Linked DNA regions of Homo sapiens: region 2 is linked to region 1. Evidence: read pairs that join two places in POLR2A ChIA-PET (ENCODE). Cell type or tissue: OCI-LY7. All regions are shown on one strand. Each heading gives the region's core, and the rest is flanking DNA. Links, peaks and the distances in the headings are about the cores only.

Region 1 (5,391 bases), core at 118-5,117:
TCTGGAGTATTTAAAACCTATCCCAGACATCCTATTACTTCACCCATCAATATTTCAGTAGAAACATTTATTTTTCTCACATCCTACTGTTTCTTTTTTACCTGGAATAAGATTTACATATAATGCACAGAACTTTTTTTTTTTTTAATTATACTTTAAGCCCTGGGACACATGTGCAGTACACGCAGGTTTGTTACATAGGTATACACGTGCCATGGTGGTTTGCTGCACCCATCAACCGGTCATCTACATTAGATACTTCTCCTAATGCTATTCCTCCCCTAGCCCCCTACCCCCTGACAGGCCCCAGTGTGTGTTGTTCCCCTCCCTGTGTCCATGTGTTCTCATTGTTCAACTCCCACTTATGAGTGAGAACATACAGTGTTTGGTTTTCTGTACCTGTGTTAGTTTTCTGAGAATGATGGTTTCCAGTTTCATCCATGTCCCTGCAAAGGACATGAACTCATCATTTTTTATGGCTACATAGTATTCCATGGTGTATAGGTGCCACATTTTCTTTATCCAGTCTATCATTGATGGGCATTTGGGTTGGTTCCAAGTCTTTGCTATCGTGAACAGATGCACAGATCTTAAGTATTTATTTTGGTTGGTTTTGACAATTTTATAAACCTGTATAACCACCAAGATTACATTAATCATCCCAAATGTTCTCTTGTGTTCCTACCCCTTTACCCTGCCCTGGAAATCACTGTTCTTTTTTTTTTTTTTTTTTTTTTTTTATGATGGTAGATTAGTTTTGCTTGTTCTTTAGCTATATATAAATAGAGTCACATGGTATGGTTGTATGTGTGTATGTATTTTTTTTCTCATGAAGAGCATTAATTTGAGATTCATCTATGTTGCTGTACCTATCAGTTTGTTTTTAATTCCTGAATAATGTTCCATTGTATAAACATACCACAGTTTGTTTATCCATTCTCCTATTGATAGACATTTGGATGGCTTTCATTTGAAGCCTGCTGTGAACATTCCTGTACAATTCTTGTAGTTATCAGTTTTTACTTCTGTTGAGTAAAAATCTAGGAGTTGAGTTGATATGTCATACTATAGATGCCTGTTTAACTTTTTAACTCACTGCCAAACAATTCTCCAAAGCAGTTGTACCATTTTACCTTTGACCGACAGTGATGTTCTACATCCTTGTCAGCATAGTCTTTTTAATCTTAGTCTACCAGGTGTGAAAAAGTAACTCATCATGGTTTTTGGTTTATAACAGTTTTATTGAGATATAATTCATATACCATAAAGTTCACCTTTCCATATTGTACAATTCAGTAATTTTAGTTTATTCAGAGTTGTACAACCATACTGTTATCTAACGTTTTCATCACTCCATGAAGAAACTTTATACTCATTAATAGTTATTTCCCATTTTCTTTCTTCTCTCTCCCCCACCACCCTCCCAGCATTTAGCAACTACTAATATACTTTCTGTTTCTATAGATTTGTCTATTTTGGACATTTTATATACATGGGATATGTAGCCATTGTATCTTGCTTATCTTAGCATAATGTTTTCAAGGTTTATTGATGCTGTAGTTCATTGCTTTTTATGGCTAAATTATATTCCATTGTGTGGATATTCCACATTTTGCTTATCCTTTCATCAGTTGATGGACATTTGGATTGTTTCCACTTTCGGACTATTGTGAATATTGCCACTCCAAGCATCCATATGCAAGTTTTTATATGGACATATTTTCAACTTTCTTGGGTTTTACCTAGAAGATAAATTGCTAGGTCACATGGTAACTCTATGTTTAACATTTCAAGGAATTACCAAAATGTTTTGTTTTGTTTTTTTTTTTTTTTTTTTTTTGAGACAGGGTCTCACTTTGTGGCCCAGGCTGGGGTGCAGTGGTGCAATGTCGGCTCACTGCAACCTCCCCCTCCCAGGTTCAACCTCCAGGTCCTCAGCCTCTCCAGCAGCTGGGACTATAGGTGCAGGTTACCATCCCCAGCAATTTTTGTATTTTTTGGTAGAGATGGGGTTTCACCACATTGATCAGGCTGGTCTCAAACTCCTGTCCTCATGTGATCCGCCCACCTCAGCCTCCCAAAGTGCTGGGTTTACTGGCATGAGCCACTGCGCCCGACCACCAATATGGTTTTCAAATCACCTACACCATGTTACATTCTAACTAGCAATGTGTGAGGATTCTAGTTTTTCCACATCCTCACTAACACTTGTTATTGTTTGTCTTTTTTATTACAGCCATAGTCAGACATGTGAAGTGACATCTCATTGTGGTCCTGATTTGTATTTCCCTAATGACTTGCAATCATTATTTGCCCAAAATCATGTCACTTCTTTTCTCAAAATTCTTTAAATGAGTTTTTAGTATTTTGGGAACAAAGGTCCATCCTTAGCTATTAATTTCTTGATCTAATCTTAGTCTCATCTCATGCCACTCTCCTCTCCTATTCTTTGTTCCAGTCATTGGTCATGATATAGAATAGCTTTTTGTTCACTCTTCAGATTCTTCCACTAGACTATGTGCTCTGTTAAAGAAAAAATAAATCAATGATATGTGTTAAAGCCGGGTAAGGAAGACTTTATTCAGGACTGTCACTATGAGTCTTGCAGTGGGGGAGAAAGACTGGGCTCAACCCCCAATGCAGCATGGGCAAGTGGTAGTTTATAGCCAAGGAACAGTGTGGGAGTTGGTGGATAGAAAATTGTTAAGAGGAAATGTCAGGGTTAAGGGAGATTCTGGCTAAGCCAACCTAACAAAATTCTTGCTGACGACAGGCTGGGGTGATCAGACATCACCTGGGGGATTGTAGAAGATGAGGACTCTGATCAGCTATCAAGGGTGATTAGATTATGAGGATGGGCGGGTTCTGGATAAATTGTTTTAATGGCGTTCTTTTGCTACAACTGGATTTTACAAGGAAGTACACAGGTGTGTCTAGGAAAAGGTTTAGAAACCTGACTAAAGTTTGGGCAAGAAGAGAATCTTTGTCAGCTTCTTGAGGGAGAATATGTCACTTTCATCTAACCCAAGGTTCCATTGACTCTACCCCCTAAATGCCTCTGCAATCTGTCCTTTCCACTCTGGCCCACTTTTTCTTTTACTACTCTTTTTTTTTTTTTAATTATTTTGTTAGTGGTCATCCTAGGGATTCTAATTAACACTTTAACCTAAAACAATCTTGTTTAGATTAATGGTAACTTAGTTTCAATAGTATATAAACTACTCCAATGTAGCTCTGTTCCCTTCCAGCTCCTCAGTGCTATTATTGTCATACAAACTATATCTTTATACATTAAAAGTTTATCAGCACAGTTTTATAATTATTGCTTTATGAAGTTTTTAAAATCAGGTAGAAGAAAAGAGTTACAAACAAAAATAGGCTTACGTTGTCATTATTATTTATCTATGTAGTTCCCTTTACTGATAATCTTTATTTCTTCATGTGGATTTGAGTTACTGTCTAGTGTGCTTTCATTTCAGCTTAAAGGAAGGATGCCCTTTAGTAAGTATCTTCTAGATGGCAGGTTTGCTAGTGGTGAATTATCACTTTTTTTTTTTTAAATTTGGAAATGTCTTCATTTCTCCTTTGTATTTTGAAGGATAATTTTACTGGAAATAGAATTCTTGGTTGACAGGTTTTTTTTTTTCAGCACTTTGAATATGTCTTCTTACTGTTTGTGGACTTCCTAGATTTTGAAAAGAAGTCAGTTATCAATCTTAACAAGGATCCTTTTTATATGATAAGTCAGTTTTTCTCTGCTATCAAGATTCTCTCTTCAGCTTTTTGATAGTTTGACTGTGGATGTGTCTAAGTGCAGATTTCTTTGAATTTACCTTGTTTTGAGTTTGTTGAGCTTCTTGGATGGGATGTGGAAATTAATGTTTTTCATCGAAGTTGGCAAAATTTTGGCTATTATTTTTCATTATTATTTATTTATTCTCTTTTTTCTCTCTCCTTCGAGGACTCCCATTATATTTGATAGATTTGATGGTGCCCCACAAGTCTGTGAGACTCAGTTCATTTTTCTTTATAATTTCTTCTTTCTGTTCCTTAGATTGGATCATCTCAACTGACTAATCTTCAAGTTTGCTGATTCTTTCCTCTGCCTGCTCACATCTGTTGTTGAGCCCCTCTGGTTAATTTAATCAGAGTTTTCAAGTTCAGAATTTTTATTTGGATCTTGTTTTATAATTTCTCTTTATTGGTACTCTGTTTCATGAGACGTTGTTGTCATACTTCTTTAGACATGATTTCTTTTAATTCTTTGAATGTATTTGTGGTAGCTGATTTAAAGTGTTTTTCTACTTAGTCAAATGTCTGGTTTACTCAGAGATAGTTTTTATTGACTCCTTTTTTCTGTATGTATGAGCCATACTCTCCTATTTCTTAATTTCTTATAATTTTGTTGTTACTGAAAGTAGACATTTTAAATAGTATAATCTCTCCTTCCCAGGCTTTGTGGTTGCTCCTTGTGTTGCTGTTTTTTTTTTTAGTGATGTTCCTAGTCTATTTCTTTAAAGTCTGTGTTCTTTGTCATGCCTTGTTAGCTTAGTGGTCAGCTAATGTTTGAACGGAGATTTCTTTAATGCCTTGAATCAATAAGTCTCTTGGCTTTTGCTGAGAGTCTGTGTGTGCAAGTTGGACATGACTTCAGTGCTCCATAGGTAGCTTACAGTTGTGTCTCAACCTTTTCTTTCTGCTTGTGTGGACCCTCAAGATTAGCGGAAGGTGAGAGAGAGATTAGGCCCTTCTCAGGATTTTCCTGAATATATGCATGGCCTTCCAGATTCTTAGGCATACACTGAAGCTTTTCAAAGCCTTCTGCAAACATCTCATTTTCAGTTTTTGTTTCTGTCTTTAAAGTTTTTTGGTTGTCCTCTTGTTAGCTCCAACTGGTTTTGCTGCCTCAGGCAGCTGTGATGTTAAACAATTGTTGATTTTTTTTGACAAATGCCCCGAGTTAGTGCTGTTTGCATACAGTAGCTCTGAGTACATCAAATAAAGACAAATTCTAAAAATGGAGCATTTCAGGGAGCTGCCAGACAGGTCAAGTAGGGATAATTTTTTGGGATTGAGGCTTTTGAGGAGCTTCTGTATAGTTCTGTTCACTTCAGTGACTTCCAGGCTGCTGGTTTTCACCATGATTATGGACAGTTTGTTGTAAAACAATTGGGCTCACGCCTGTAATCCTAGCACTTTGGGAGGCTAAGGTGGGATGATCGCTTGAGGCCAGGAGTTTGAGACCAGCTTGGGCAACATAGTGAGACACTAAAACCCTGTTTCTGTAAAAAATAAAATATTGTTTTTTATTGTGGTTGAGGCTGCAGTGAGCCATGATTGTGCAACTGCATGCCTCCTGCTTGAACAACAGAGTGAGACCCTGTCTCAATA
Region 2 (5,391 bases), core at 294-5,293, 480 kb after region 1:
TCAAATTATACTACAGAGCTATAATAACCAAAACAGCATGGTCCTGGCATAACAACAGACACATAGACCAATGGAACAGAACAGAGAACCTAGAAACAAATCCACATGCCTACAGTAAACTCATTTTTAACAAAGGTGGCAAGAACATACACTGGGGAAAGGACAGTCTCTTCAATAAATGATGCTGGGAAAACTGGATATCCATATGCAAAGAAAGAAACTAGACCTCCTTCTCTCACTATATACAAAAATCAAATCAAAATGGATTTAACACTTAAATCTAAGACCTCAAACTATGAAACTACAAAAAGAAAACATTGGAGAAGCTCTCCAAGACATCAGTCTGGGCAAAGATTTCTTGAGTAATACCCCACAAGCACAGGAAACTAAAGCAAAAATGGACTAGATGGGGTAACATCAAGTTAAAAAGCTTCTGCACAGCAAATGAAACAATCAATAAAGTGAAGAGACAACCCACAGAATGGGAGAAAATATTTGCAAATTACCCATCTGACAATGGATTAATAGTCAGAATATATAAAGAGCTAAAACAACTCTATAGGAAAAAAAATCTAATAATCTGATTTAAAAATGGGCAAAAGATTGGAATAGACATTTCTCAAAAGAACACAAACAGATGGCAGACATATGAAAAGGTGCTCTACGTTATTGATTAGAGAAATGCAAATCAAAACTACAATGAGATATCATCCCACCCCAGTTAAAATGGCTTTTATCCAAAAGACAGGCAATGACAGATGTTGGCAAGGATGTAGAGAAAAGGGAATCCTTGTACACTGTTGGTGGGAATGTAAATTACTACAGCCACTATGAAGAGCAGTTTGGAGATTCCACAGAAAACTAAAAATAGAGCCTACCATATGATCCAGCAATCCCACTGCTGGGTATATGTCCCCCAAAAAAGGAAATCAGTATATCAAAGAGATATCTGCACTCCCATATTTGTTGCAGCTCTATTCACAATAGCCAAGATTTGGAAGCAACCTAAGTGTCCATCAACAGATGCATGGATGAAGAAAACATGGTACTTACGCAAACTGGAGTACTATTTAGTCGTAAGAATGAGATTTAGTCATTTGCAACAACATGGATTGAACTGGAGGTCATTATGTTAAGTGAAATAAGCCTGGCACAGAAAGACAAACATCGCATGTTCTCACTTATTTGTGGGATCCAAAAGTCAACAGTTAAACCCATGGAATTATAGAGTAGAAGGTTGGTTACCAGAGGCTGGGAAGGGTAGGCATGGTTAATGGGCACAAAGTATAGTTGGAATGAATGAATAAGGCCTAGTATTTGATAGCATGACAGGGTGACTATAGTCAATAATAATTTAACTGTACATTCAAAAATAACTAAAATGGTATAATTGGATTGTGACACAGGATAAATGCTTGAGGGAGTGGACACCCCATTTTCCATGATGTGATTATCACACATTACATGCCCATATCAAAACAATTTATGTGCCCCATAAATACATACACCTACTATGTACCCACAAAAACTAAAATTAAAAAAAGTTAAAAAGACAACCTAATTTTAAAATGGGCCAAGGATTTGAATAGACATTTCTCCAAAGAAGATATACAAATGGCCAGTAAGCACATGAAAAGACATCATTAGTCACAGAGAAATGCAAAATAGGCCGGGCGTGGTGGCTCACACCTGTAATCTCAGCATTTTGGGAGGCCGAGGAGGGCCGCTCACGAGGCCAGGAGATTGAGACCATCCTGGCTAACATGGTGAAACTCTGTCTCTACTAAAAATACAAAAAATTAGCCGGGCGTGGTGGCGGGCGCCTGTAGTCCAGCTACTCGGGAGGCTGAAGCAGGAGAATGGCGTGAACCCGGGAGGCAGAGCTTGCAGTGAGCCGAGATCCCGCCACTAGCACCCATCCTGGGCGACAGAGCAAGATTCCATCTCAAAAAAAAAAAAAAAAAAGAAATGTAAAATAAAACCACAATGTGATACCACTTCCCACCTGCTAGAATGACAAGGCAGACAATAACAAGTTGGCAAGGATTTAGAGAAACTGGAATCCTCATACATTGCTAGTGGGAATGTAAAATGGTTTTTCCAAACTGCTTTGGAAAAGTTTGACAGTTTCTCAAAAAGTTAAACAGAATTAACATACGACCCAGGAATTCCACTCCTAGTTATACACCCAAGAGAAATGAAAACATATGTCCACACAAAAACTAATACATGGGTATTCATAACAATATTATTTGTTAGCTAAAAAGTGGAAACAACCCAAATCTTCACCAACCAATGAACAGATAAACAACTGTGGCATATCCACACAGTGGATTATGATTTGGCCGTGAAAAGAAATGAAGTACTGATTCATGCTACTCATGGATGAACTTTGAAAATACTATGCTAAGTGAAAGAAGCCAGACACAAAAGATTACATATTCGTTATATGAAAGATCCAGAATAGACACGTTCGTGGAGACAGAGAAGTAGATAGACAGTGGTGATGGCTGCAGTACCTGTGGATATGCTAAAAACCGCTGAACTGGGTGCTGTAGTATGTGAATTAGATCTCAATTTTTAAAAAAGAAATAAAGAAAATATTTGAGTTCAACCCAAAAGTTTTCCTGGAAGCTGAGGAAAAGAAAAAAGTTAAAGAAAAGCAATTTAGTTTCCCGATTCCCTAAAAAACACATCAAATATAGTAGTTAGCTTTTGAAGATACAAGTAAAATTATAAGTAGTTATGTTTTGGATTTATGTCCTTTAGGAATATAGGGATTCAAGTTTTAAAATAACTTTATTCTGATTATGAAAGTAATGCCTGGTTATTTTAGAGGAGGTTTTAAAGACAGAAAAGCATAGATACGAAAATTATGAGCTTTCTTATTTTTATGCCTCTCTCCAGCCCCCACAAAGGCAAGTGGGAGAAGTGGTCAGTGGCTTCTATGTGCAAAGCCCACCCGTCAAACTCTTCACACCAGAGGTTTGCTGGACATTCCATGAAAACCAGCACCATCAATCTTCCTCCACACAGATCTTAGAAAAGCACCATCATTTTCAAGTCTTCCAGCTATCTCAACTTTCCCTCGTATTTAAGTCCTGGATTGTAAGAACTGGTACTTCCCTTAATTCAAAGAAAGAGTCCATGCCACCTGCAATGGTGCCAAGATATGAGAAGGAGGGCAGAGACAGAATAGAAACCTAACTTCCAATGAAATCACAATCCTGAAATTAAAATTTCCCAGCAGCCGTCTGCCAGCATTTCCTTCCAGAGCACTGAATGAGCTAAAGGAACACTTTAAGTTTACTGTCCTCTTGTCTAGTGCAATCAGACAGCACCCAGGGGCCTTGCTAAGGAAACAAGAGGCATGTTACTCCCACTAGAATATTATTTGAATGGAAATATATTTTAAAAAATAAAGAAAAAGAAAAGGAAGCAGACTTCAGTTCAAATTTTATTTGTATACAAAAATATATTATAATGGGAAAGCTTACTGCTATTTCCAACTATATATAATTAATTACAAATATTTTCATAAAAGCACTTTAAATTACAGGAAAGCTATGTTTTAAGAGAAAATACAATATTAGCATGGATCGTCTGTTCTAATATGCTGCAAGCAGGTAAACAAAGTCAGTTTCACTGTCTAAATTGCCCAGAAATGGGATCAAGGGCTGATTTTAAGGTGAGCCTGAGAGTGGCCTGGTAGAAGGTTGAGTGCACGTCTTTGTCCCCTCTGGCAGCAGATTCTAGTAGCTGATTTTAGCAGGTCCTCGGAACTTTCTGAAGCTTCTCCCTTATGATGAAAGGACCCAGAACTTCTTGTTTCACATACCTGTAAATGAGAGATAGGTAAGGTTATCCACTCAGAGGCTCACAATTCCTATGCTTAACCACATCACACTGTCTCAGACGTGCATCAAAGCACCAAACTCAATGCTGGGCTTCCCACACGATGAGTGTCTGATTAACTGGAATGACTGGGCAACCCACTGCAATTTCCATGAAGTAGACAGGCTTGTTACATGGGTCTAATACAAATTATGCTGCAATTATAATAATCCCTGTCAAAACAAGCCCTGGTCTTCTGATGTAAGATGGTGCAGTACATAAGAAAAGAGGCAATAAAATCTTCAATTTTCAAATAGAAATGATACAAGGACTTTCTATCTGATATTTAGGTTTGTCTGCAAGAGTGTTAAGAACATAGTTATTTTTAAATAACCAGCTTTGGATTTAATTTTTCAGAGTTTACCCGGCTCTTTAGCAAAGAATAGCATTAAATACTTCTCACAGAAAATCAACCCTTACCCTGGAAAATTAAGGGGCTGGGACAAAATTTTCCTAGCCCACTCTGTGACTAAACAGGACCCCCCGTAGTAGAGTTGCTGAACCTTCCATCCCAGAAGCTGGAGTTGGTCCTCCTGGCTCTTGCAATCTTATCCTTTGGAAATAGAGTGTGTAGATAGATTGTGAGGGTCCCTTCTTCTGGGCCCCTATACTGCAGTTATAATTTGATGTCTTCAGTTCTCAACATTTTTGGTCACACAAAACAGGTAACCATTAGTGTAATTCCCAAATAAGAGGCTTGCAAGTATGCATACCTAATCCAGGTCATTCAGTCACTGGCATGGGTCTCTGGTGAAAGGCCCCACAAGCCAATTCTCTCTTTTGGCACCCACATCTTAAAGTTAAATTTCACCCAAACCCTGGATCTAACCTGGGAAAATTACCCTGGCCCATGGGATGGAAGACTTTTGGCTTGTTGGAATAATGCACTTGTGGTTAATCAGTTCATTTCTTCTCTGAAAAGCCTGACAGGCCATCATGATGGTAATGCTCCAGTCTTGCTCGCTCTCCATTTCTCAAACAAAATGCCATTGTTTGCTAGTGACCTGTTCTCACTGTTTGGAAACGCACATGGTCTACTTTAACACAAGCTTATCCCAGAATTTCATTCCTAGCCACTAGAGTCCTGTTTCTTCTTCTTCTTCTTCTTCTTCTTCTTCTTCTTCTTATTATTATTATTATTATTATTATTATTATTACTATTTTGACGGAGTCTTGCTCTGTCACCAGGCTGGAGTACAGTGGCGCAATCTCGGCTCACTGCAACCTCTGCCTCCCGGGTTCAAGTGATTCTCCTACCTCAGCCTCCCAAGAAGCTGGGACTACAGGTGTGCGCCACCATGCCCAGCTAATTTTTGTATTTTTTAGTAGAGATTGGGTTTCACCATGTTGGCCAGGCTGGACTTGAATTCCTGACCTCAGGTAATCCACCCACCTCAGCCTTCCAAAGTGCTGGGATTACAGGCGTGAGCCACTGCCCCGGCCTAGGGTCCTGTTTCTAAACCTATAGAAGGCTTAGGATGAAACTTTCTGCCCCAG

The links. Peaks named below come from ENCODE experiments on the same cell type or tissue, not always from the same donor. Only the 100,000 strongest peaks of a DNase experiment are listed, where the experiment ranks them.
Region 2: POLR2A ChIA-PET joins it to region 1 with 5 read pairs; 3 of 35 experiments call an interaction of 5 or more read pairs at or near these places.

Annotation. Positions count from the first base shown.
Region 1 is chr13:41,944,381-41,949,771 of GRCh38, reverse strand. All of the region lies in intron 2 of VWA8 (von Willebrand factor A domain containing 8), which reads left to right. Among named protein-coding and RNA genes, the nearest start is that of VWA8, 14 kb to the left of the region's middle. RefSeq lists enhancers at 4,097-4,597, 4,598-5,098. In OCI-LY7, for the core only: no CTCF peak of the experiment used is centred there; no DNase peak of the experiment used is centred there.
Region 2 is chr13:41,468,925-41,474,315 of GRCh38, reverse strand. It overlaps RGCC (regulator of cell cycle), which reads right to left. Exons shown (of 5, transcript NM_014059.3): 5 at 3,445-3,838. The coding sequence ends at 3,831. Among named protein-coding and RNA genes, the nearest start is that of RGCC, 14 kb to the right of the region's middle. In OCI-LY7, for the core only: no CTCF peak of the experiment used is centred there; no DNase peak of the experiment used is centred there; H3K27ac peaks cover 370 bases.